Linked DNA regions of Homo sapiens: all the other regions are linked to region 1. Evidence: chromatin loops called from intact Hi-C (ENCODE). Cell type or tissue: dorsolateral prefrontal cortex. All regions are shown on one strand.

Region 1 (8,000 bases):
CACAAGGGCAGTTTCTCTCTCCTGGACAGGGTGCTGGGTGGGTAGGGGTCAGGCCAAAGGTTAAAGAAATGCAATAATCAGTCTCTGCAGTTATGAGCGCCCCCAGACATCTCCATTTCCTGCCTCTTCCAGGCCTTAGAAAGGGATCCTGCCATTTGTCTTGTAGAGTCTTTGGCTCCCACCTGAGGAAGGAGATGGGATCAGGTGGGAGGCTCCGAAGGTTTCCTGGCTCAGCTCTGTGGGTGGAGAGAGCTGTAGCCCCTCCTAGTCAGCCCTGGGTCTCATGGATCACCCATCAAAGAGGGCTGGAGCTACGCTTTCTAAGGGAACCACAAGTCGGTGCCCCTGGGACTTGTGCCACTGCCCCAGCCCCTCTGCCGCCAACTCACCCTGGTCGATGGAGTGCGGAGGCAGCTGGCTGAGCTGGCTGTTGACCACCCCTGCATAGGTGCGCAGGAACTCCTCCTCGCTGGCTGTCAGCTGCAGGGTGAGAGAGCTGTGGTGAGGGGCAGCATGCACCTGTTCCCTGAAAGGCACCTGCACCCCTAGAGGCACCGCCTAGGCCTGCTTGGTCCCTGCTTGGTCCCTGCTCGGGCTTCTGTTTCTGAGATTTGACCCCTTTGCTTTCAGGGCCAGCCCACCCCACTCCCACCCTCCTTAAACTTGGTCCAGGGGTCCAAAGCCTTTGCCACTCAGACTGAATCTGAGATTAAGGTCTGTTCTAGTATAGGGCCAGTGGAAGACACAAGTCCTGCCCGGAAGGCTGAGGGGCGATTCCATGTCCCTCCACTCTTTTTGAGAAATACCCCTGCACATGCATGCCTGCTGCCCCCTCAGCTCCTGTCCTGACAAGTTGTCCCTGAGCTGCCCCCTGGGAGAGAAGACTTTCGGGCTTGTGAGGGGGAGAAAAGGAAGGTCAGGGCCTTGAGACCCTCACCCGCCTGGCCCCAATCCGGCAGTGTCGGGTGTCCCCAGAACTTGACGTGCTGGGCTCTGTGCCTAGGGGGCCAGAAGCAGCCCTAGAGCCAAGCCACAGGCCCAGCGGCCCCTCCTCAGCCCGTGGCTCCGCAGGAGGCAGCCGCAGTGGCTCCACCCTCCAATAGCCCAGCAGGGCCCCTCCCTGGGAGACCCTCCCTGGGGGCCCGCTGCCTGACACCCCACAGGCACTCACGTTTGATCCCATCTTCCGCAGCATGAGCAGCACTCGGACCTTCTGCTGAATGTACATCTCCTCCGGACTCTTCCCGGGAGCTCCCTCGCGGTTCATCCCCCTGCCTGGCTCTGGGGACTCCTGCAGAGCAAGCAACAGCATCAAAAGGGAAGAGATCAGGATGTGACATACTGGGACAATGACACCTGCTAGTGACCCTCACTCCTCCCAGGAGCCGCTTTCCACCCACAGTCTCCCTTCTGGGAGCATGGGGCAGGTGGCGAGGTGCTGGGTTCCTTTCTCACCCATGCTGGTCCCAGCAGGCTGAACTGAGCAGCTCTGTTCTCCAGCAGGCGCTGCAAGGGCTGGCCTGCCTGCTGCCTCTGTGCATGAAGCTGCTGCGTCCAGGAAAACTGAGATGACCTGGACTGCTGGTTGTTTCTACCTGTGAATCACCCCAGAGCAAAGCTCCTGCTACAAGCCACAGGACACGTGGTGCATGAAGCCCCAAATGTCCCAGGTTTTCAGAACAACTTCCACAAGGGGCAAAAAAGTGATGGGATCAGAGGCAACTGGTTAGGGCCTTTGGCTCGAGAAACTGTGAGATCAGTGCCCAGCCCCCAAACACTGAGACAGCTCCCTCGGCAAAAGCCCCTGACAAGTTTAAGAGGCCAGGGTTGTGGCTCCTGGGCTGGGCTCCAAGGGGTCCCTTGATGGAAAGACGCTGGCCCAGGGTTGCAGGGCTTGCTACCTCAGCCCTCACAAACCCACCCCACCTGTCAGAGGGTAGCTCCTGCAGGCAGCTGGGAAGGCCAGCAGCGTGTCCACATGCAGCAGGGACCTAACCTGTAGAAAGTCCCCAGGAGAGAAGTCCAGAGCCCCCTCCCTCCAGGAGGAGCTGGAGGAGAGGAAGCTGGGTATGGAGGGGCTTGGGTTACACACTGGTAACTCCTGGATGAGTCAGAAATAACGCAGCAGCTGCTGGGGTGGAGCCTTATCAGCCCTGGTGCCAAGGAACTGCGCTCGGAGAACCACGGAACCAAGCTGGCAGGCCAAGAACACTCCTCACACCATCCATCCCTCCAGGACCAGCAAACCCTGGACCAGCGGGCTTTCCCAGGCAGGGTGGCTCTCTGTGCAGAGGGCAGCCTCAGCAATGTGCCAGAGCCCGGGCAGCAGCCTCCCTGTAGGTACTTGTCAACTGCTCATTCCCCATAAGCTAATGGGGCCCTCATCCTAAAAGTGCACACAATAAGCTAATAGCAGCTGCATGCTGGATGCGGCATAGGTCTCTTTCCAGCAACTTCTGCTAAACCCCTACAGCCCAGACTCTATTACTCTGTCTGCTCCCCTTCCACCTCCTCCTGGGCCCAGAAAATGGCCTAAGTGATAACTGGGAGCTAGGAAAGAGGAGTAAACTGCCTCAGGAATGGTCTCTGATGAGAAGGACCCCCAGCCACTCCCCAGGGCCAGGCTGCGTCCCAGCATGGGGAAGGCCATAATTTCCTGTGCAGCTGAGCAGGGAAGCTCTGTTCTGGGGTATCACTCCTCGCACTGACCCATTCTCACTTCCTTCCACTTCACTAGATGTGGAGCACTGCCAATCTGGAGCTGGACTCCACACAGCCTTGTGGGGTGAACCTTGCACCCCGAACCTGGGTGTGGATGATGATGCGGTCTCCACCTCTTCCCCAGTGGCCACCTGGATCTGGGTTACTATGTAACCTCCTCATGATCCCCCTACTTCCTTTCTTGTCCTTTTCTCTACACAATAGCCAGAATGATCTTATTATTGATTATTTTTTGACACAGGGTCTCCCTCTGTCGCCCAGGCTGGAGTGTAGTGGCGCGATCATAGCTCACTGCTGCCTCAACCTGCTGGGCTTTAGCAATCCTCCCAACTCAGCCTCCTGAGTAAGCTAGGGCCACAGGTGCACATCACCACGCTTGGCTAATTTAAAAACATTTTTTTGTAGAGACAGGGTCTTGCTATGTTGCCCAGGCTGGTCTCAAACTCCTGGGCTCAAGTGATCCTCCCACCTCATCCTCCCCAAAACAGATGATATCACTCCTACCTTAAACCTACCTGAGAATGCATCTCATAATCCTTGCCAAGACCCTGCCAGGGCTCCGCTGTCAGCCCTGCCTCCCTCTCCAGCCTGTCTCTTCTTCCTCTTCCCCTTGCTCTGCCTTCCTGGCACTCGTCCGTTCTAGAACATGCGGAGAAGCTCTTTCCCTCTGGCAGCCTTTGTACTGGGTGTCCCCTAAGCCAGGAACTGGCTTCTTTCCATCCTTTGTCTTGGTGTAAAGGCACCTTCCTAGGGAAGCCTTCCCTGGCAGTTGCTCTGGTGCCCAGGAGTACAGTGGTATGATCAGAACTCACTGCAGCCCTGAACTCCTGGGCTTAAGCGATCCTCCTGCCTCAGCCTCCTAACTAGCTGGGACCACAGAAGCATGCCACAACACCCTGCCACTTTTAAATTTTTTTGTAGAGGTCTTGTTATGTTGCACAGCCAGGTTGGTCTCAAATTCCTGGTCTCAAGCAATCCTCCTGCCTTGGTCTCCCAAAATATTGGAATTAACAGGCATGAGCCACCATGCCCGCCTGTCCTGATTTTCTGAAAGTGCCCTGTTGGAGAACTTGCTTATTGTCTCTGCCCACTGCCCACTGCCAAGGCCAGGGCCCCCTCTGCTGTGCTCACCCCTGTCCTCCGGGAGACTAGCACTTGGCAGGCACTTAATAAATACTGCCCGCTTGGCTAAATGGAATAGTGAAACAGCCTGTGGTGTCTGAGCTTCTCCCACTCTGCAATATCCACACCCATCTAGGCCCAAATGTCATTGTGTTAAGAGACCAAGTACCTAACCCAGTCTCCCATAACCAAATTTAGCTTTTCCAAAGGACTCACACTTTCAAAGTAGTGGGCCTTGGGCTATTGTGTTCTCCAAAGAACATCTGAAATGCTCCGTAAAGCCTTTGAGCTGGGAGTTAGGGCTTCCAAGAGTAAAAACCTTCCAATTCTGTCCTGTGCCTAAGGGCTAGTTTTCATTTGCTCTCTCCTGGTGAGAGACAGGGTGAAATACAAGGACCTGGCCACTAGGTGTCGCCAAACACAAAAGCGCCAGCGTTGCTTCCTCCCCACCCCCAGCAGGTTCTCCCAGGGCCCCAGACCACCCGGTTCGAGCCGACCAGTCCTTAGCCGACGTGGGAAGCAGATCACTCCTGCTCTGGCTCTCCCTATTCCAATCGTACTATCACAAACCACACTCCAGCCCCGGGTCCCAGGGCAAGATCTATTTATTCATTCAGAGAGCCACCCCTGCCCAGGGAAGGACTGGTGTCTGGTTTTTGCCGCCGCATCCACCCAGGAGCCAGTGGTCCAGGTACACAGTAGGTGCTTCCCAGAGGAGCGTCAGTTCCATATCAAAGACTGCTTCCATCACAGACCGCCTCCATGGGGCCGGCTTTACAGAATGTTGCCCTGTCCAACAAGCCTTCTATGAACAGCTCGCACTGATAGGTGCCGCCCCGTCTTCCCGGCTGGTGCAGCCTCGCCGTCCCGGGGACACCTCACACTGGGATTCCTAGGGCTTGGGCTGCCCAGCTGTGGGCCTGCGGTGTCGTCTGCGCCTGCATTTTGGAGCCAGGCTACTCCTGCTTCAACTCACTTCCCTGCAAGAGACAGTTCTTCTCGCTACAGAGAAGACCCTTGACTTGTCTTTTCTAAAAAGCGTGGTCATGGAGAATTCTTCCAGCTCTAGTTTGAGCTGATTCCGCCCTGCTGCCTAACAAGAGGGCACACTCAGGGCTGGATCTGGAGCAGAAATGCAGCCAGGAGCACATGTTCCCACCCTTCCCATTCCAACCCAAACAGAAACACCGTGACTGGCTTACATAATTCTCTCCTCTGCAGTAAGGGTGTCAGTGTGGAGCAAACTCATAATTGGAGAGAATAAATCATAATCAACCCAAACAATACAGACATTTCAGTCATGGTGCTCAACGAGTATATTAAAGTATGTCTCTGTTTGTTGCCTATACAAGCAAACGTGCTATTATATTTTTATCACAATTCTGACAAGCATCAGATTCATTTCACTTGAGAAATCTTATTTTCCCCTGTAGGGATCAAAAACTGGTCTCCATTAAACTATGTTTAAATTACATAAACTAAAACTGCAACTAAATTAGACACACTAATTATTCATCCAGTCCTTGAACGTGAGAACCAAAAGTAATGATGGTTCTCAATTATGGTCTCTTGGCTATTCCCATAAACATTCCAGCGTCTAAAATGGGGTGGCGCTTCCACTCCAAATCCTAAGAAAATTTCTATTAGCTGCCCAAGTCAGAGGTAAGCCAAAAAAAGGAAAATGAAAAGAAACAGGCCAGGCACAGTGGCTCATGCCTGTAATCCCAGCACTTTAGGAGGCCGAGGCGGGCAGATCACCTGAGGTTAAGAGTTTGAGACTAGCCTGGCCAACATGGTGAAACCCAGTCTCTATAAAAAATACAAAAAATTAGCTGGGCGAGGTGGCAGACACCTGTAATCCCAGCTACTCGGAGACCGAGGCAGGAGAATCGCTTGGACCTGGGAGGCGGCAGTTGCCTGGAGCCAAGATCATGCCACTGCACTCCAACCTGAGCGACAGAGTGAGACTCCATTTCAAAAAACAAAAACAATAAAACAGAAAAGAAACAACAGGCAACTATTAACTATCCAAATGAATGGTGAAGGGACAGGTCCATGGTTATTTATTATGTAGTAGGCAACCACACATTCTGCAAAAAGTGGGTGCCATCCCAGAAAATGACATCTGATTGGGGCAAATACAATGAAAAGACATTAAGGTACATACCTTCAATTTAGACACAGAGACACACTCCTGCTATACATACACACACACACACACACACACACACACACACACACACACACACAGTTCAGAGCTGCCTCTCTGTTGAAGGAAGCTTGGCTGGTCAGGAAAGGATGGTGAGGAAGTGGCTCCTGACCACTGTGAAAGGTCCACACAACGGGAGAACTGGCCTTGGCTCCACAGGCCACAACACGTTCTCAGGGAAACACCCAAGGGCATCTGTAAGAGGCACGCTCAGATGCCACACTTCTTCCCAGCCTTTGCAGGGACCTAATCTCGACCACCATGTAATCTCCAGCATTTAAGCAGTTGATCTCACTTTAGAAGAATTAGGAGGTAGTGCAAGAGGGACCTGGAGAACAAGACTGCTGAAAGTCACATGCGGCAGTTGGAGGCTGGACGGCTGTGGCTCCCTGTATGGGTCTCTGTCTGGGAAATGCAACCCATTCTAATAAAGAGCTTTGAAAGCTGGCCTCGCTTTGACAGGCACGAGTGGCCCTGAATACAAACACAGCCACCTGCACTCCTTTTTATTTTTAAACTGGAAGCTAATGCTCTTGAACATCCACATTTATCTATGTTAGAATATTCACTTATACCCAGGGCGGTCTTGCACCTGCTAGGAAGATGTCAAGTAAGCTCAGGCGAGGCCAGGGAGCAAAGCTGCTCCTTCAGACACATGAGCTGCCTCCAGCCCCTGCACTCGTCTTTTGTTTTGTCCATTTTAAAACACATTGTGATAGATTCTAATACATTTAAAAATGTACAATTTACACTTTCATGATGTTTACATTGCAAAAAAATACAATGCCATAGAATTGGTGGTTCCTAGAGCTTATATGAAATATTATCCAGAATCTGTACATGTCTTAGCCTAAAAGAAATCAGCAGCACCCTAACATTCTCCAGAAGACCCAACACATCTGGAGAAATGAGCATCATTGGGGCTCACGGTGAAAGGTAACAGATGAGCTAACTTCATGATCAGCCCTGGAGCCTGGCGTCCAATAGGACTCCTCACCCCCCACCCCACACTACTGTATGGCCACATTACAGAGTCCTTCCCCTGGGGGCCTTACCTGCTTCTGGAAATTAACTTCAGGCAAACAGGTGCTCAACTGTGAGGGGAGGGCTGTGGCTGGGCAGAAGTAGGAAGGTGCCGCCCTGCAGAAACACAGAACACAGGTTGTGGGAGGAGTCGGGAGGGCCCAGGCAGCTGCCAGGGCTGGGCCTGGAGCACACGCCCCATGCTGAGGATGCACAACCGCTGGCGGGAAGCTCATGGAGCTGGGTTCTGCCGTGGTCCAGAAATACCTGTGTGTCTGGCAAGCCCAGGAAACCTGCACCCACACCTCTGGGATAAATAAGGTGCTGAAGGCAGCTCAGCTGGCCTGGCATTTCCGGCCGAAGCAGGTCAGTCCGCTCAACACCACACCCCCTGCTCCCCTTGGCTTAGTCACCAAGTCTAATTGAGACGCTGTGTTCAGAGACACTGTGGACCAGAATGCATCACTCCAGGAAAGTTGATGGCCAAGTTCTGCACCTGCACAAGAGAATGCCCCACCTACCAAATCTAACATGACAAGTGAGGCACAGGTAGCTCAGCACCCCGCAGCCTCTGTGCTCAGTGCATGTATATGTGTCTGTGTGCTTCAGTTGTGCACCTAAACATCAACTAACACACATGCTAGAAACACACGAAAAGCACAGTCGCAGCTTGTTCACAGACCTACAGCCTAGCCACATGTCTACGTGCCCCCAATACACCTCTGGCAGGAATCTCAGAACACTGCCTTCTTTTCTTCTGCCTCCTACACAGGAGCTCATCGTTCAGGTCACCTGCACAGGTTAATGGAGCAAGAGCATGGATTGCCGAGTGGGCGGAGACACAGGAGAAGCAGGAGGCTGTGAGGGGCGCTGGGAGCCTTGCCCACCCGCTCCAGCTGCACCACCTGCTCTGCTGGGGTGCAAG
Region 2 (8,000 bases), 290 kb after region 1:
GGTGGATACACCTCCAGTCCCAGCTACTTGGGATGCTGAGGTGGGAGGATCACTTGAGCCCGAGAGGTTGAGGCTGCAGTGAGCCATTATTCACACCACTGCACTTTACCCTGGGTGACAGGGCAAGACCCTGTCTCCAAAAAAATAATAATAAAATAGTTGGGCACGGTGGCTCACACCTGTAATCCCAGCACTTTGGGAGGCCAAGGTGGGTGGATCATGAGGCCAAGAGATCGAGACAATCCTGGCCAATATGGTGAAACCCCATCTTTACTAAAAATACAAAAATTAGCAGGGCGTGGTGGCGCATGTCTATAGTCCCAGCTACTAGGGAGGCTGAGGCAGGAGAATTGCTTGAACCCCGAGGCAGAGGTTGCAGTGAGCTGAGATCGTGCTACTGCACTCCAGCCTGGCGACAGAGCGGGACTCTGTCTCAAAAATAATAATAATAATAATAAAATTTGTCATGAATTCTGAAATTTCTCATGCCTAAGCTTTTGCCATTTGGACAAACAAGTTTGATTTTTATCCCTCTTTAATAGATTTAGGGATGATAGACACATTGGTGTTTTTTCAACACCAAAAATGGTCAATAGATAGACACATTTAGTAAATACATGGCCCTCAATAAAATTAAACCTAACTTTTTATCCGCTGAAGTATGTCCATTTGAGGTGCCATAGAATTTCTGTAAATTAATAACTTAAAATTAGGTGGGGGGAGTATGATAATTCAGCTTTTGGTCATTGGTAAGTTGATGTTGTCCTAATGATGGGAGTTTTCCTAGCCCCGTTCCTTTAGGTGTTGTGTCATTGTCAAATCTTCATTGTGAAACTTTTGTCTTTAAAAGCAGCTTATAATTTCTGTCGTGCCCTACATGCAAAAGAAGTGCAAAATTTCACCAGCTCTCTGATTTTGCAGGTTTACATTCACTCAGTATCATTGTTGGGGCAATAACTGGATTTGGAAAGCAAGAAAATACATATCCCTCAGTACCTTTGTCTTTCTTCTTTAGATGTTGAGCATACCGGAGCCACCAGTGAGTTTTATGACAAGTTCACAATTCGCTATCATATTAGCACCATTTTTAAAAGCCTTTGGCAAAACATAGCTCACCATGGCACCTTTATGGAGGAGTTCAAGTGAGTATGGGGCCCCTCGTGTCACAACTTGCTTTCTTGCAAATCGCAGGTAGGATTGCAGCTTAAAAGCATGCACAGCTGGGTTCTTGTTGACTGTTTGCTTGGTCTCAGACTCCTTTGAGTTTACCACAAGATGCCACTAAATGTGGGCAGGATTTTTTAAATGGCTTTACTTGCAAGATATTGCTGAATTTTAGATTTGTCAAGATACTTTGGGGGTGGTACACAAGCGAAGATTGTATAGGGCAGGGCGTGGTGGCTCACGCCTGTAATCCCAGCACTTTGGGAGGCAGAGGCGGGCGGATCACTTGAGGTCAGGAGTTCAAAACCAGCCTGGCCAACATGGTGAAACCCCATCTCTATTAAAAATACAAAACATTAACTGGGTGTGGTGGCGCACGTCTGTTATCCTAGCTACTTGGGAAGCTGAGGCAGGAGAATCACTTGAACCCGGGAGGCAGAATTTGCAGTGAGCCGAGATTGTGCCAGTGCTCTCCAGCCTGGGTGACAGAGCGAGACTCCGTCTCAAAAAAAAAAAAAAAAAGGAAAAGAAAAGATCCTATAAATATGCTGAGATGATGGGTTAAGTGTTTTTTTGGTGTTTTCTACGATGACAGTGTTAAATGAAGTTGTCAGAATGAGTGAAATGAAATCTTAGTTCCTGAATGTTGGAAGGACTTTAGATTTTGCAACAATTAGGTCAGAGTTGTCATTTAAAGTATCATTCTTTGTGGTAAGGCCCTAAACCTTAATTAAAGACTTTTCATATACCTACCTGAAATCTGAGTGACTGCTTAAACCTGGACATTAGTAATTCCATCTAAATTATCTGTCAGTGCCTAAAAACAAAAGGGAGATGAAGATGCTGAACTCTTGAATTATTCTTCAAAAATTTTATCCCATCTAAGGGCCGGGCGTGGTGGCTCATGCCTGTAATCCCAGCACTTTGGGAGGCCGAGCAGGGCGGATCAGGAGGTCAGGAGATCGAGACCATCCTGGCTAACATGGTGAAACCCCGTCTCTACTAAAAATACCAAAAAATTAGCCAGGCATGGTGGTGGGCGCGGTGGCGGGCGCCTGTAGTCCCAGCTACTCAGGAGGCTGAGGCAGGAGAATGGCGTGAACCTGGGAGGCGGAGCTTGCAGTGAGCCGAGATGGTGCCACTGCACTCCAGCCTGGGCGACAGAGTGAGACTCCGTCTCAAATAAATAAATAAATAAATAAAAATTTTATCCCACCTACTTGGATCTTTTGCAACCCATGTTAGATCTTTGATCAAATCTAGCTATACTTGTTAACCGAATTACTAGTCAATAATATACAAATTACCAGTGGAATAACTATTTGCCAGATAGATTTCTGTGAAGCAAACTTTTTAACTTTTTGTTTCCATAAACTGCTCTTATGGTCAGAATTGTGTTCCAGCTAAAGCCTGGCACGAGGCAGGCCCATGGCTTGGTCTGAATGGTGCTGATTGGAGCGCTTGTCCTGAACTTGCCATGTTCCTGAGATCGAGGCCTCCTGCACTTGTTCACAGGAACTTCTCTTCTCCAGCATGGGCTTACCACCCCGTAGTTGCACAGTTGTAGACCCTGAAGTGTAGCTTCTTTTTTTCTCTACGAATCTGGCATCTCCAGAGTCTAACAGAGGTAGGCCAAGCTATTTCAGTTCACCAGCAAGTTCTCATTATAACACGATCTGCAGAACAGTTCCTTAGATTGGAGGCTTCCAGTTTTAAAGTAAGTTAATATCCCACTTTATCAATATTACAGGTTCCAATTTTTCTTCCATGCGTCAGTCTTTGTGATAAGGAATAACTATATCAGTTGTTTTCTTATCTGTTGTATGTGGTTAATTATTTGCATTTTCTTGGTATATTGGTGAGTATATGCGTTTTTCCTGTTCTAGTCTGGAAGAAGTGTTTTCTCTCCTTAAAAACATTGAGGGAGTGAGCTAGGGGTGTGCTGGTAAGCCTGCTCTGGGAAGCAGGGTGGGGGAGTCAGCATTTGCTGGTTTTCCATGGTGTGACTGTTTCCTCTGTTGCCCAATTTAAGGTGCCAGGGGAATCTGGTTATAAAATTCTGGAATATTTAGCACTTGACTGTCATCAGCCGTGCAAGGTGGCTCCAAATACCACTGGAATGAGCTTATCATAAACAATTTAAAAGAATAACAAAATCCAGGCCAGGTGTGGTGGCTCATCTCTGTAATCCCAACATTTTGAGGGGCTGAGGTGGGAGGAACGCTTGAGCCCAGGAGTTTGAGACCAGCCCTGGCAACATAACAAGTCCCTGTCTCTACAAAAAATACAAAAGCTGGGCGTGGTGGTGTGTGCCTGTAGTTCCAGCTACTTAGGAGGCTGAGGCAGGAAGATTGCTTGAGCCCTGGAGGTCGAGGATGCAGTGAGCTGTGATTGTGCCACTGCATTCCAGGCTGGGCGACAGAGTGAGACCCTGTCTCAAAAAGAAACAAGATTAACATAATCTAAAGAGAAGCTTGGTGGTCCTTGAATTCCATAGTGCCTGACTTGTGCCAGGGTAGCCAGGCTTTTAGGGTGAGATAGTTGCAGTCTGGGTGGAGGTGCTTGTTCCCTGGGATTTGCTGTGGCATTTTGCTTCAGGGAGATGTATGACCATGTACAATATAATTGCCTTTCCAGCTCCGGGAAGCAGTTTGTTCGCTATATAAACATGTTGATAAACGACACGACGTTTTTGCTCGATGAAAGTCTGGAGTCTCTGAAGCGAATCCATGAAGTGCAGGAAGAGATGAAGAACAAAGAACAGTGGGACCAGTTGCCCCGGGTGAGGACGTGGTCCAGAGGCTTGGACAGCTTTGCAGGCCATCTGCCTCCACACACGGGCAGAGCTGCTTTGGGGCTGCATTTGTGGGTCTGATGATATGCGATCTGACATGCTGGGATTTTCCTTCCATGAAATCATATTGCAGGATTGGAATAGGAAAATTCTTAAATACCTTATCTGAAGCTAAGAAATGGGTTGAGAAGTCTTTGAAAATGTACACTGAAAACTTTCTCTGCCTTTTTAATTTTAAAGGGCTTTTTTGGAGATGAGCTTTTATTGTCTGAATATATTAATATTCATGAACATAATTAGGAAAGAAATCTCTAGAATTATGTCTGCTGGACAAGAATTTGATTTGTTCCTATGGGCTTCTCTAGGCAACTGTGTGAATCACTCAGGATCCTGGCGGGGTGTTTTTTCCCTTTCAGTTGATCTTGGGTTTTATATTCAGTTATTAATAGAAAAGAGGCCTGGCTTGCCAGGTTCCATGGAAAGCACGTGCCGTGCCAGTACCAGTGCTCTTTCCTGACGTGCGTAGCAGCCACTGAGATACTTCCTTGGTCGCTTATGAGGCCCTTGACAGTTGCTGGTGACTTCTTAGATTGGCTTAGGTTTATTGATTCTGTTCTTGGAATTGTCAGGCTCAGAATCAGAACTGATTTCCATAAGGGGTTCTCATGTCAAAGTGGGGACTGCTTTTTCTTCACTTTTTCTTTTTTTTTTTTTTTTGAGACGGAGTTTCACTCTTGTCGCCCACGCAGGAGTACAGTGGTGCGATCTCTTCTCACTGCAATCCCCGCTTCTCCGGTTGAAGCGATTTTCGTGCCTCAGCCTTCTGAATAGCTGGGATTACAGGCGCCTGCCACCACACCTGGCTAGTTTTTGTATTTTGTTTGTTTGTTTTTGAGACGGAGTCTTGCTCTTTCACCCATGCTGGAGTGCAGTGGCACGATCTCAGCTCACTGCAATCTTTGCCTCCTGGGTACAAGTGATTCTCCTGCCTCAGCCTCCCAAGTAGTTGGGACTACAGGCACCTGCCACTACGCCTGGCTTATTTTTTGTATTTTTAGTAGAGATGGGGTTTCACCGTGTTAGCCAGGATGGTCTCGATCTCCTGACCTTGTGATCCGCCTTCCTCGGCCTCCCAAAGTGCTGGGATTACAGGCGTGAGCCATTGCACCCGGACAATTTTTGTATTTTTAGTAGTGACGGGGTTTCACCATGTTGGCCAGGCCTGTCTTGGACTCCTGACCTCAGGTGATCCATCCGCCTCAGCCTCCCAAAGTGCTGGGACTACAGGCGTGAGTCACCGCGCCCAGACTTTTTTTTTTTTTTTTTCTTTTTTAATTTCAACTTTTATTTTAGATTCAGGGGATGGGGTACATGTGCAGGTTTGTTACATGGGTATACCGTGATGCTGAGGCTTTATGATTCAGCCTGTCACCCAGGGAGTGAGCATAATACCTAATAGGTAGTTTTCAACCCTCACTCCTCCCTCACTCCCCTCCCTTGTAGTCCCCAGTGTCTGTTATTCCCGTCTCCGTCCATGTGTACCAATGTTTAGCTCCCATTTATACCTGCTTTTCTTCTTATGTATTAAAGTTCTACCCATTCTCTGAGTAAGGTCCTATCCAAATACTCCCTCAGGTTTGTCTTCGCCAATCAGCATAGCTGAAAATTCTCACCTTTCTCCTTACTTCTGTAACACCCACTTTATACCATTCACAGTGCTTGGTATGCCCAGCTTATATTTTATTTACTTATTTGTTTTTTATTATTATTAATAAATAAAGACAGAGTGTTGATCTGTCGCCTTGGCTGGAGTGCACTGGCAGGATCATAGCACACCACAGCCTCAACCTCCTGGACTCAAGTGATCCTCCTGCCTCAGCCTTTGTAGATCCAAAGAGCTGGATCTACAAGCATGTACCACCACGCTTGGCTAATTAAAAAAATTTTTTTTATAGAGACAAAGTCTCACATGCTTGCTTCAGCAGCACGTATACTAACATTGGAACAATGCAGAGAAGATTACCATGGCCCCTGCTCGAGGATGACATGCAAATTCATAAAGCATTCCATCCTTTAAAAATAAATATTAGGCCAGGGGTGGTGGCTCACGCCTGTAATCCCAGCACTTTGGAAGGCCGAGGCGAGTGGATCACAATGTCAAGAGATCAAGAACATCCTGGCCAACATGGTGAAACCCCGTCTCTACTAAAAATACAAAAATTAGCTGGGTGTGGTGGCACGCCGCTGTAGTCCCAGCTACTTGAGAGGCTGAGGCAGGATAATTGCTTGAACCCGGGAGGCGGAGGTTGCAGTGAGCCAAGATCGCACCACTGCACTCCAGCCTGGGCGACAGAGTGAGACTCCGTCTCAAATAAATAAATAAATATTAAAGAGAGAGAGTCTTGCTAGTTTTCCCAAGCTGGTCTTATATTTTATTTACTTACTATTTTTATTATTAAATTATTTTTTATTTTATTTTATTTTATTTTTTGAGACAGAGTCTCACTCTGTCACCCAGGTTGGAGTGCAGTGGCGCAATCTTGGCTCAATTTATGCCTGCTGGGATTACAGGCGTGCACCACCACGTCCGGCTAATTTTTGTATTTTTAGTAGAGATGGGGTTTTGCCACATTGGCCAGGCTGGTCTTGAACTCCTGGCCTCAAGCAATCCACCCACCTCAGCCTCCCAAAGTGCGGGGGTTACAGACATGAGCCACCATGCCCAGCCTTATTATTATTTTTTAATAGAAACAGAGTCTTGACCGGGCACAGTGGCTCATGCCTGTAATATCAGCACTTTGGGAGGCCGAGGCCGGCAGATCACCTGAGGCCAGGAGTTTGAGACCAGCCTGGCCAACATGGTGAAACCCAGTGTCTACTAAAAATACAAAATTTAGCCAGGCATGGTGACAGGTGCCTGTAATCCCAGCTATTTGGAAGGCTGAGGTGGGAGAATCACTTGAACCCAGGAGGCAGAGGTTGCAGTGAGCTGATACCATGCCACTACATTTCACATTTCAGCCTGGGCAACAGAGCGAGACTCCGTCTCAAAAAAGAAAAAAAAAAAGAAAGAAAGAGTCTTGCTCTGTCACCCAGGCTGGAGTGCAATGACAGATCTTAGCTCACTACAGCCTACAACCTCCTGGCCTCAAGCAGTCCTCCCACCTCAGCCTCCCAAAATGCTGGGATTATAGTTGTGAGCCACCATGGCTGGCCAGCGTATATTTTAGATGTTGGAATGCAGGTCTATAGCACATTCTCGTATTCATAGTCAGTACTTAATAGCATTTGTTTATGAGCCAACTGAACAAATAATATTGATTTTTCCTGTGTTAATGGATGAAAAAGGCCCAAATAATTCCCACAATTGCTATTTCAGAAATAATTTTTATTTGGCTTTGAAGTCACTTTCTACCTCCCACTGCCCTGGCTGTTCCTGCTCATCTCCCTGACGTCTGAGCTTGGTGAGCTCCAGCACTCAGCCCTTAGGCTTCAATTTCTTTCCCACTCATGCTCTCTAGGTTAGTGTTTCTCAACGAGGGCACTAGTTGGAATTTTGAGCCTAGTGGAATTTGGTATAATAATAACTCATGATGAGAAACCATCCCATATATTGCAGGACATTTAGGATCTCTGTTTCCTGCCATTTAATGTCAGGGATGTACCCTCCTACCCCCAGCCTTCAGGCAACGAGAAACACTGCCACACATAACCTGATGTCCCCCGGTGAACATCACTGCTTGGTGAGCTCAGGTATACCAAGGCATTAAATACCTGTGTTCTAAAGACTCCAGAATATATCTCCCTGGCTCAGATCTGACTGCAGACTTGCAGACCAAGTATTTGTCTAATCAGTGTCTCAAACTCACTGTGTCCAAAACGGAACCCTTGATGTTGTCCACATCTCCTGCCTGAGTCTGCCCAATCTCAGTAAATGGCGCCTTCATTCTACCAGCTGCTCAGGCTCGATGCTTTGGAGTTGCTCTTGATTTCTCTGCGTCTCTCAGCAAATGCCTCTAAGCTCTGTCTTAAAATATATCCA
Region 3 (8,000 bases), 91 kb before region 1:
GGCCTCCAATCTTTCATTTTAAAGCAAAAATTGCTAGTTCAATTTGCCACTAATCAAATTAATATTCGATTCCAATTTGGCTTCATACTTTAAGGTTTTATTAATAAAATTACAAGCACTATAAATACTAAAACTAAATATTCTTCTAATATTTGAGTCCATAAAACTCCTGAGACTTAAACTAAATGAATTTATGTCTTTATTTAGCCCAACGGGGATGTAAAAATACCAGGCAGAGCACATTACAGAAAACCCATGATGAGTAGTAACGTAAAATGTGTGTTTCTGCTGCCCAAATGGAAAGGCCTGCAGCTGAAATGGTTAAGGGTTCGGTGGAAAAATAACTGTGTAACTATGTTCCCAGTATTCCAATTTTATAATTCAAATTTTCTAAATCGCTCTTAAGCTGGCAGTAGAATGAGATCTGGCCAGTTCCAAACACTGAACTTTTAAATATTTAATGAGTGATATTTTTAATATTTCATCACATTCAATTTGCATCATAAAACATTTACAGAAACAAGTGACCGATGTTTCTGTCATCATCACAAAAAAATGGCAAAGACAAGAGACTACTGGCTGCAAGTCTAGGAACGTGTCACCTATGTCGGAAGTCTATACCTGACTCATTTCATCACATTCTAGGAGGTTTTAAAAAACAAACTAAACTGCTTCTCCTGCCTCCCTTGGCCTCAGCCATGGCGAGTAGCCGTGGCAGCGAATCCAAATGCGGTGCGGGAGACCATGGACAGGATGCTGAATAAACTGTGTGTTGTGCACCTGCATCTTGACTTTGATCCATCACATGAGGTGTGGAATTTTCCACTGTGGTGTCATGTCGGTGCTTAAAAAGTTTCGGATTTTGGAGCATTTCACATTTCAGGTTTTGGGATTAAGAGTATCCAACCTGTACTAATCACACATTCTGCTTGAGATTTCAAGAATTTAGAATGCTGGCTTAGATATGGAAACTCCTATTTGTGTACGGCTTTGTGAACAAGAAATTAACCCAGAAGCTTTATCATCAGTTATTAAGGAGCTTCGCAAGGCTACTGAAGCACTAAAGGCTGCTGAAAATATGACAAGCTGATTTTCTGGGGAAATTCTGATGAGATATGTCAAGCTCTGCAAGAGGATTTAAAGATTGCACTGTAGTCGAGAATGTACAATGATACTGAATGCAGCAGTGTAGAAAAATTTTCCTTTTTAAAAGAATTATAAAACCATAGCATTATAAATCAGTGGAAAGTGGCTTACAGACAGAACTATCAGATGTGTTTACATCACATCTTATTCTTTTTTTTTTTTTTGAGGCGGAGTTTCGCTCTTGTCACCCAGGCTGGAGTGTAGTGGCGTGATCTCGGCTCACTGCAATCTCTGCCTCCCGGGTTCAAGCGATTCTCCTGCCTCAGCCTCCCAAGTAGCTGGGATTACAGGAGTGCACTACCACACCTGGATAATTTTGTATTTTTAGTAGAGATGGGGTTTCTCCATGTTGGTCAGGCTGGTCTTGAACTCCCGGCCTCAGGTGATCCGCCCAACTCGGCCTCCCAAAGTGCTGGGACTACAGGAGTGAGTCACCGCGCCCAGCTTATTCACTTTTTTTAACGGCTCTAATGCTTCCACATCGCCATGTTCATATTTATGTATTCTTTATTTATAGCTTTGATAGCTTTAATTTTCTAAGCAGTCTATCAGATGTGCACATCTGCTGTGCCTGTAGTGGAACCCATCAGTAGTAATGTGTAGTAGTTGTGACTTGTTGACATTTCCACTATAAATTTTAACTTTGAATTGTTTATGCATTATAACTGTGGATTTATATTGTATTGGGCTGAAAGCTGACACTATTTCAGCCACCATTGGTGAATTCTGATTTAGATTCATTATGTATGTCGGAATCTTGTTTTTTAAAATAAGAGCATGGAAAACATTTCTTGCAATCTGATCTTTAACAAAGAATACTTAGTTTTTTAAACAGTTTGTTGGGCAGCTAATAATGTGAACCAGGTCATTTTTGTATTGAGTAAAAATTTAAACTTCTAGAAACTTAGATTTTAAAAGTAATGACAATGCTTAGGTTAGTATTATTTGCAATTCGAATCATTTACAGCTAATGAGAATGTTTTCTTAAAGTTTTATACCCTATAAATGGAGGCCTAAAAAAATGTGTAAAATGAAACATAGCAAACATGCCAAACTCCTGTTTACTTTTCTTACATAAAAGTAATTTGAGTCCTTGACTAATAAATCTTGAATGGTTATTTAATAAGTTATTAGGTAAGTAATGTGTTTCAAAAAAAAACTAAACTTTGAATGTATTAATTTAAAACTATGCAAAAGCAAAGCTGGCAATCAAACCTTCTACAAGTGCAGGCTGTAGCTAGGCACACACCTATCATTTCAGGATATGACTCATTTTTTAGGGTTATGGTAGATTTCAGTCATTAGAAATTATTTGATTTTTAAGTCAAGATGAAAAAAATACAATAATCAACTTTAGGATTAACATGAATATAAGCTATGCTGCCCCAGCACAACCCAACTCTGTGGGCTAAAGAGAGGCTAGACCCGGGCCGGGCGTGGTGGCTCACACCTGTAATCCTAGCACTTTGGGAGGCCAAGGCAAGCAGATCACCTGAGGTCAGGAGTTCAAGACCAACCTGGCCAACATGGTAAAACCCCGCCTCTATTGAAAATACAAAAATTAGCCGGGCGTGGTGGCACACGCCTATAATCCCAGCTACCCAGGAGGCTGAGGTAGGAGAATAGCTGGAACCTGGGAGGCGGAGGCTGCAGTAAGCTGAGATCGCGCCATCGCACTCCAGCCTGGGTGACAGAGCGAGACTCCATCTCAAAAAGAAAAAGAGAGAGAGAGGCTGGACCCATGCCTAAGTCTCACAAGTAACGGGGATTTCAGCAGGTTGGTTGCAGAGCCCAGACGCCAACCACAGGTCCCAGGGTGGCCCTGATATCAGTCAACCCAGTACACGAACAGTTCCTTTCCGGTTTATTCACTCATATGGATGGTTCCCCACTTACAGTGGCTCAACTTAGGATTTTTAGACTTTACAAAGATGGGTTTATCAGAAGATAAACCTGATTGTAAGTAAAGAAGACTTTGTAACTAGAAATCCACGGTTTCCAGCCAGGCGCAGTGGCTCACACCCATAATCCCAACACTTTGGGAGGCCCAGGTAGGAGGATTGCTTGAGCCTAGAAGTTCGACACCAGCCTGGGTGACAAGGTGTGATCCCGTCTCTACAAAAAAATGTTTTAAAAAATTAGGCTGGACACAGTGGCTCACGCCTGTAATCCCAACACTTCGGGAGGCCAAGGCGGGTGGATCACCTGAGGTCAGGAGTTCGAGACCAGCTTGGCCAATGTGGTGAAACCCTGTTTCTACTAAAAACACAAAAATTAGGCCAGGCACAGTGTCTCGCGCCTGTAATTCCAGCACTTTGGGAGGCCGAGGCAGGTGGATCACCTGAGGTCAGGAGTTCGAGACCAGCCTGGCCAACATGGTGAAACCCCGTCTCCACTAAAAAAATACAAAAATTGGCCGGGCACAGTGGCTCACGCCTGTAATACCAGCACTTTGGGAGGCCAAGGTGAGCAGATGGCCTGAGGTCAGGAGTTCGAGACCAGCCTGGCAAACATGGTGAAACCCTGTCTCTACTAAAAATACAAAAATTAACCAGGCGTGGTGGCGGGTGCCTGTAATCCCAGCTACTTGGGAGGCTGAGACAGGAGAATTGCTTGAACCTGGGAGGCAGAGGTTGCAGGGAGCTGAGACCACACTATTGCACTCCAGCCTGGGCAACAAGAGTGAAACTCCATCTCAAAAAATAATAATAATAATAATACAAAAATTAGCTAGGCGTGGTGGCAGATGCCTGTAATCCCAGATACTTGGGAGGCTGGGGCAGGAGAATTGCCTGAACCAGGGTGACGGAGGTTGCAATGAGCCAAGATTGCGCCACTGCACTCCAGCCTGGGCGACAGGAGCGAAACTCTATCTCAAAAAAAAAAAAAAAAAAAAATTAACCAAGCGTGGTGGCATGCACCTGTAACCCCAGCTACTCGGAAGGTTGAGGCAGGGGAATCTCTTGAACCTGGGGGGCAGACGTTGCAGTGAGCAGAGATTGTGTCACTTGCACTCCGGCCTGGGTGACAAAGCGAGATTCCCTCTTGAATAAAAAAAAAAAGTTAGCTGGCATGGTGGCACATGCCTGTACTCCCAGCTACTCGGGAGGCTGAGACAGGAGGAATGTTTCAGCCCAAGAGTTACAGGCTGCCGTGAGCCAAGATCTCACCACTGCAGTCCAGCCTCAGGGAGAACAAGACTATCTCTAAAGAAAAAAGAAACCCACTGTTTCAAACAAGAGTGTGATGTGTGCCTCTTATCATGACACGTAGGTTGGTCATGTCTGCCCTTAAAAAACAACAGCTAAATATTGCAAGAGACTGTTGGCGTCTCACCTATAAATCCTAGATGATGTTACAGGTTTCATTTGCAGATTCAACTTTTAAACCTTGGTCTATCATAAGAACCTGCAATTAAGGAACACTGCCAGCAGGTGGTGACAGGTGCCCTTGCATGCTCCAAGTTCTCAGGCTTTGATTTTAAAATCCTGCTAGTTAATTTCCAAAGGCGAGCTAGTAGGCCCTTGTTAAAGATGACATGGGTAGAAAAGTATCTTAAACTCTAAGTTTAAAATCTCCAGCTGATTCTTTTTTTCCTCAAAAAAGCATTTGGAACAGGTAAAATATTCACAGTTTTAAAATCAAAATATAAAAAGGCATTATCTCTGGGTCTCTAAGTATTGTCCCTAGTCATAAATTCTTTTTTTTTTTTTTTTTGAGAGTCTTGCTCTGTCACCCAGGCTGAAGTGAAATAAAACTACAATGTGTGCCACCACTCCCAGCTAATTTTTGTTATTTTTAGAGGAGAGGGGTTTTCACCATGTTGGCCAGGGTGGTCTTGAACTCTTGACCTCAGGTGATCCACCGTGCCTGGCTAATTTTTGTATTTTTAGCGGAGACAGGGTTTCACCATGTTGGCCAGTCTGGTCTCAAACTCCTGGCCTCAAGTGATCCGCCTGCCTCAGTCTCCCAAAGTGCTGGGATTACAGGCGTGACCCACTGCACCCAGCTGTAAAACAGATTTTTTAATTACTCTTATTTTTTTTTTTCCAAAGACTGAACACTGCCAAAGAATCTCTGTATGCACAGGTTTAAGGATTTCTTCATCAGAATCCCAAACAAACTAAATTTTAAAGGGCTGATTGAAACACCAAATACATAGCTTAGACATTATTTAGATCAGGGTTTCTCAACAGCTGGACACTCTGGGCCAGACAATGTTTAGCTGTGGGGCTGTCCCGTGCATTGTGGGACGTTCAGCAGCATCCCGGCCTCAAAACCACTGGATGTCCGCGGCCTCCCCACCAAGATGTGCCAACCAGAAGTGTCTCCAGACATTCCCCAAGATCCCCTGGGGGCAATCCTCCTCCCTCCTCCCTTGAGAACCACTGACTGACATCCACCCCGTTAAGGAAAACCAATGATGTCTACATGAAAATCACTTGTACACTTTAAAAGAGCCACTTTAATAATTTGTGCATTACATTGATGTGAATTTCTTTTTTTTTTTTTTTCCGAGTCAGGGTCTCACTCTGTCTCAGAGGTGTGGGACACCCCACCCAGCTTGAAGTTAATTTTTAAAATAAAAACACATTAAGGCCGGGCACGGTAGGTCATGCCTGTAATCCCAGCAATTTGGGAGGTTGAGGTGGGTGGATCGCTTGAGTTCAGGAGTTCGACACCAGCCTGGGCAAAATGATAAAACCCTGTCTCTACAAAAAATAGGAAAAAATTAGCCAGGCATGGTGGTACACTTGGGAGCTACTTGGGACCTCCCAGCTACTCGGGAGGCTGAGGCATGAGAATCGCTTGAGCCTGGGAGGTGGAGGTTGCAGTGAGCTGAGATCACACCACTGCACTCCAGACTGGGTGACAGAGCGAGACCTGCCTCAAACAAACAAAAAACACACACATTAAGTGTCAAATAAATTCTTAAGCTAACAGAACAATTGAGTTTTTTAATAGTACAGTGAAACTTTCCCTGCATTTATTCACTTTTCCCAGGACAAGCATCATACCACCACATACTGTTACACACAATGCAGCTGTTCTACGAAAGGTGAGGCTGGGCGCGGTGGCTCATGCCTGTAATCCCAGCACTTTGGGAGGCCGAGGCAGGCTGATCACCTGAAGTCAGGAGTTCGAAACCAGCCTGGCCAACATGGCGAAACCCCGTCTCTACTAAAAACACTAAAAATTAGCCAGGTGTGGTGGTGGGCACCTGTAATCCCAGCTACTCAGGAGACTGAGGCAGGAGAATTGCTTGGACCCGGGAGGTGGAGGTTGCAGTGAGCTGAGATTGTGCTATTGCACTCCACTGCAGCCTGGCTGACAAGAGTGAGACTCCGTCTCAAAAAAAAAAAAAAAAAAAAAAAAACAAAGGTGAGAGCTGTTTGCAAGCTCTGCACATCTGGATCCACTCTCTTGCTCACAGGCTGGGACACCTGCCTGTCCGCCACCAGGCGGTCTATGGCTGGGCATGGGCTCACCACTACCCAGCTCACAGGGCCTGAGAGCTACATCGGGCTCCTCGTGTTGGGGAGCGCAAGGCATGCATGGTGGCATCATGAGAAAAGACCAGGGAATGAGCAGGAACAGATGGAGGAGGAACCCCTATGTCCTTCTCCCTGGTGCACATCCCACCCTGAACACTAAGAAGGAAGCAAGGGGACCAGACCCTGCACATGAGCCTCAGGGTAGGATGCCAGGAGAGTCCCAAGAACGAAGTTGGGGGTGAAGAGGTGGCTGCAGGGGTGAGAAGAGAAGGGGAAGGGGCTGGGCTGAGACTGCAGTTTAGAGTCTAGGTATCTCCCGCACACGGAGATGGGGCTGTCCCCAACTAGAACTGAGAGCTAAGGAGGAATGACAGGGCAGGAGAATCCAGAAGAAGGGGCTTCTGTTTCCCCCTTCTTCCATCCATCCATCCGTCTTTCTCGAGGCCCAGGTAGTCTTCTAGGTACCAAGAAAATAATGGTGAGTAAAACAGCCCCTGCCCTCTCAGAGCTTGTGTTATGGTTGATAAAAATATGAATTTGAAACAGAACCTGCAAAGTAATCCTCACTTCCTACAATTGCAACTTTTGAAAGCTTAAAGTGAGCCTTCTAATTTTTTTTTTTTTTTTTTTGAGACGGAGTCTCACTCTGTCGCCCAGCCTGGAGTGCAGTGGTGTGATCTCGGCTCACTGCAAGCTCCGCCTCCCGGGTTCACGCCATTCTCCTGCCTCAGCCTCCCGGGTAGCTGGGACTACAGGCACCTGCCACCGTGCCCGGCTAATTTTTTGTGTTTTTAGAGAGACGGGGTTTCACCATGTTAGCCAGGATGGTCTCGATCTCCTGACCTCGTGATCCACCTGCCTTGGCCTCCCAAAGTGCTGGGATTACAGGCGTGAGCCTTCTAATTTTTCCTCCAAATTCCAAACAAGTTTTTTTAATGTGGGAAAATACACAGTATAAAAATTTACCATCTTAACCATTTTTAAGTGTACAGGCCAATAGCATTAAGTACATTCACACTGTCATCCAACCGTCACCACCACTACCCGTCTCTAGAACTTCTTTCATCTTGCAAAACTGAAACTCTGCACCCACTAAATACTAACTTCCTATTTCCCCTCCCCCAGCCCCTGGCAGCCACCATTCTATTTTCTGTCTCTGTGAATTTGACTATTTGACTAAGGGTCCGGCGTGGTGGCTCAAACCTGTAATCCCAGCACTTTAGGAAGCTGAGGAAGGTGGATCGCTTGAGTTCAGGAGTTCAAGATCAGCCCGGCCAACCTGGCGAGACCCCGTCTCTACAAAAAATACAAAAATTAGCCAGGCATGGTGGTGCCACACTTGTAGTCCCGCCTACTTGG

The links. Peaks named below come from ENCODE experiments on the same cell type or tissue, not always from the same donor. Only the 100,000 strongest peaks of a DNase experiment are listed, where the experiment ranks them.
Region 2: it touches region 1 in a loop (2.2-fold over the local background); 15 of 110 quality-filtered maps call a loop at or near these places.
Region 3: a loop joins it to region 1, with 2.8 times the contacts of the local background. A loop is called at or near these places in 102 of 110 quality-filtered maps.

Annotation. Positions count from the first base shown.
Region 1 is chr1:9,870,798-9,878,797 of GRCh38, forward strand. It overlaps CTNNBIP1 (catenin beta interacting protein 1), which reads right to left. Exons shown (of 6, transcript NM_020248.3): 3 at 7,108-7,192; 4 at 1,172-1,291; 5 at 390-480. The coding sequence starts at 1,267. Among named protein-coding and RNA genes, the nearest start is that of CTNNBIP1-AS1, 26 kb to the left of the region's middle. RefSeq lists enhancers at 557-1,485, 1,486-2,413 and a silencer at 4,159-4,358. In dorsolateral prefrontal cortex, CTCF peaks have their summits at 4,240 (motif pointing right) and 4,441; DNase peaks (open chromatin) are centred at 2,221, 4,284, 4,997 and 6,433; H3K4me3 peaks cover 577 bases; H3K27ac peaks cover 1,747 bases.
Region 2 is chr1:10,157,341-10,165,340 of GRCh38, forward strand. It overlaps UBE4B (ubiquitination factor E4B), which reads left to right. Exons shown (of 28, transcript NM_001105562.3): 22 at 1,016-1,142; 23 at 3,802-3,946. It also overlaps the pseudogene RNU6-828P. Among named protein-coding and RNA genes, the nearest start is that of KIF1B, 49 kb to the right of the region's middle. In dorsolateral prefrontal cortex, CTCF peaks have their summits at 4,024 and 4,250; a DNase peak (open chromatin) is centred at 3,971; H3K27ac peaks cover 4,516 bases.
Region 3 is chr1:9,780,151-9,788,150 of GRCh38, forward strand. The region is part of intron 1 of CLSTN1 (calsyntenin 1); the gene reads right to left. It also overlaps the pseudogene MZT1P1. Among named protein-coding and RNA genes, the nearest start is that of CLSTN1, 40 kb to the right of the region's middle. RefSeq lists an enhancer at 6,174-6,674. In dorsolateral prefrontal cortex, a CTCF peak has its summit at 4,606 (motif pointing right); no DNase peak of the experiment used is centred here.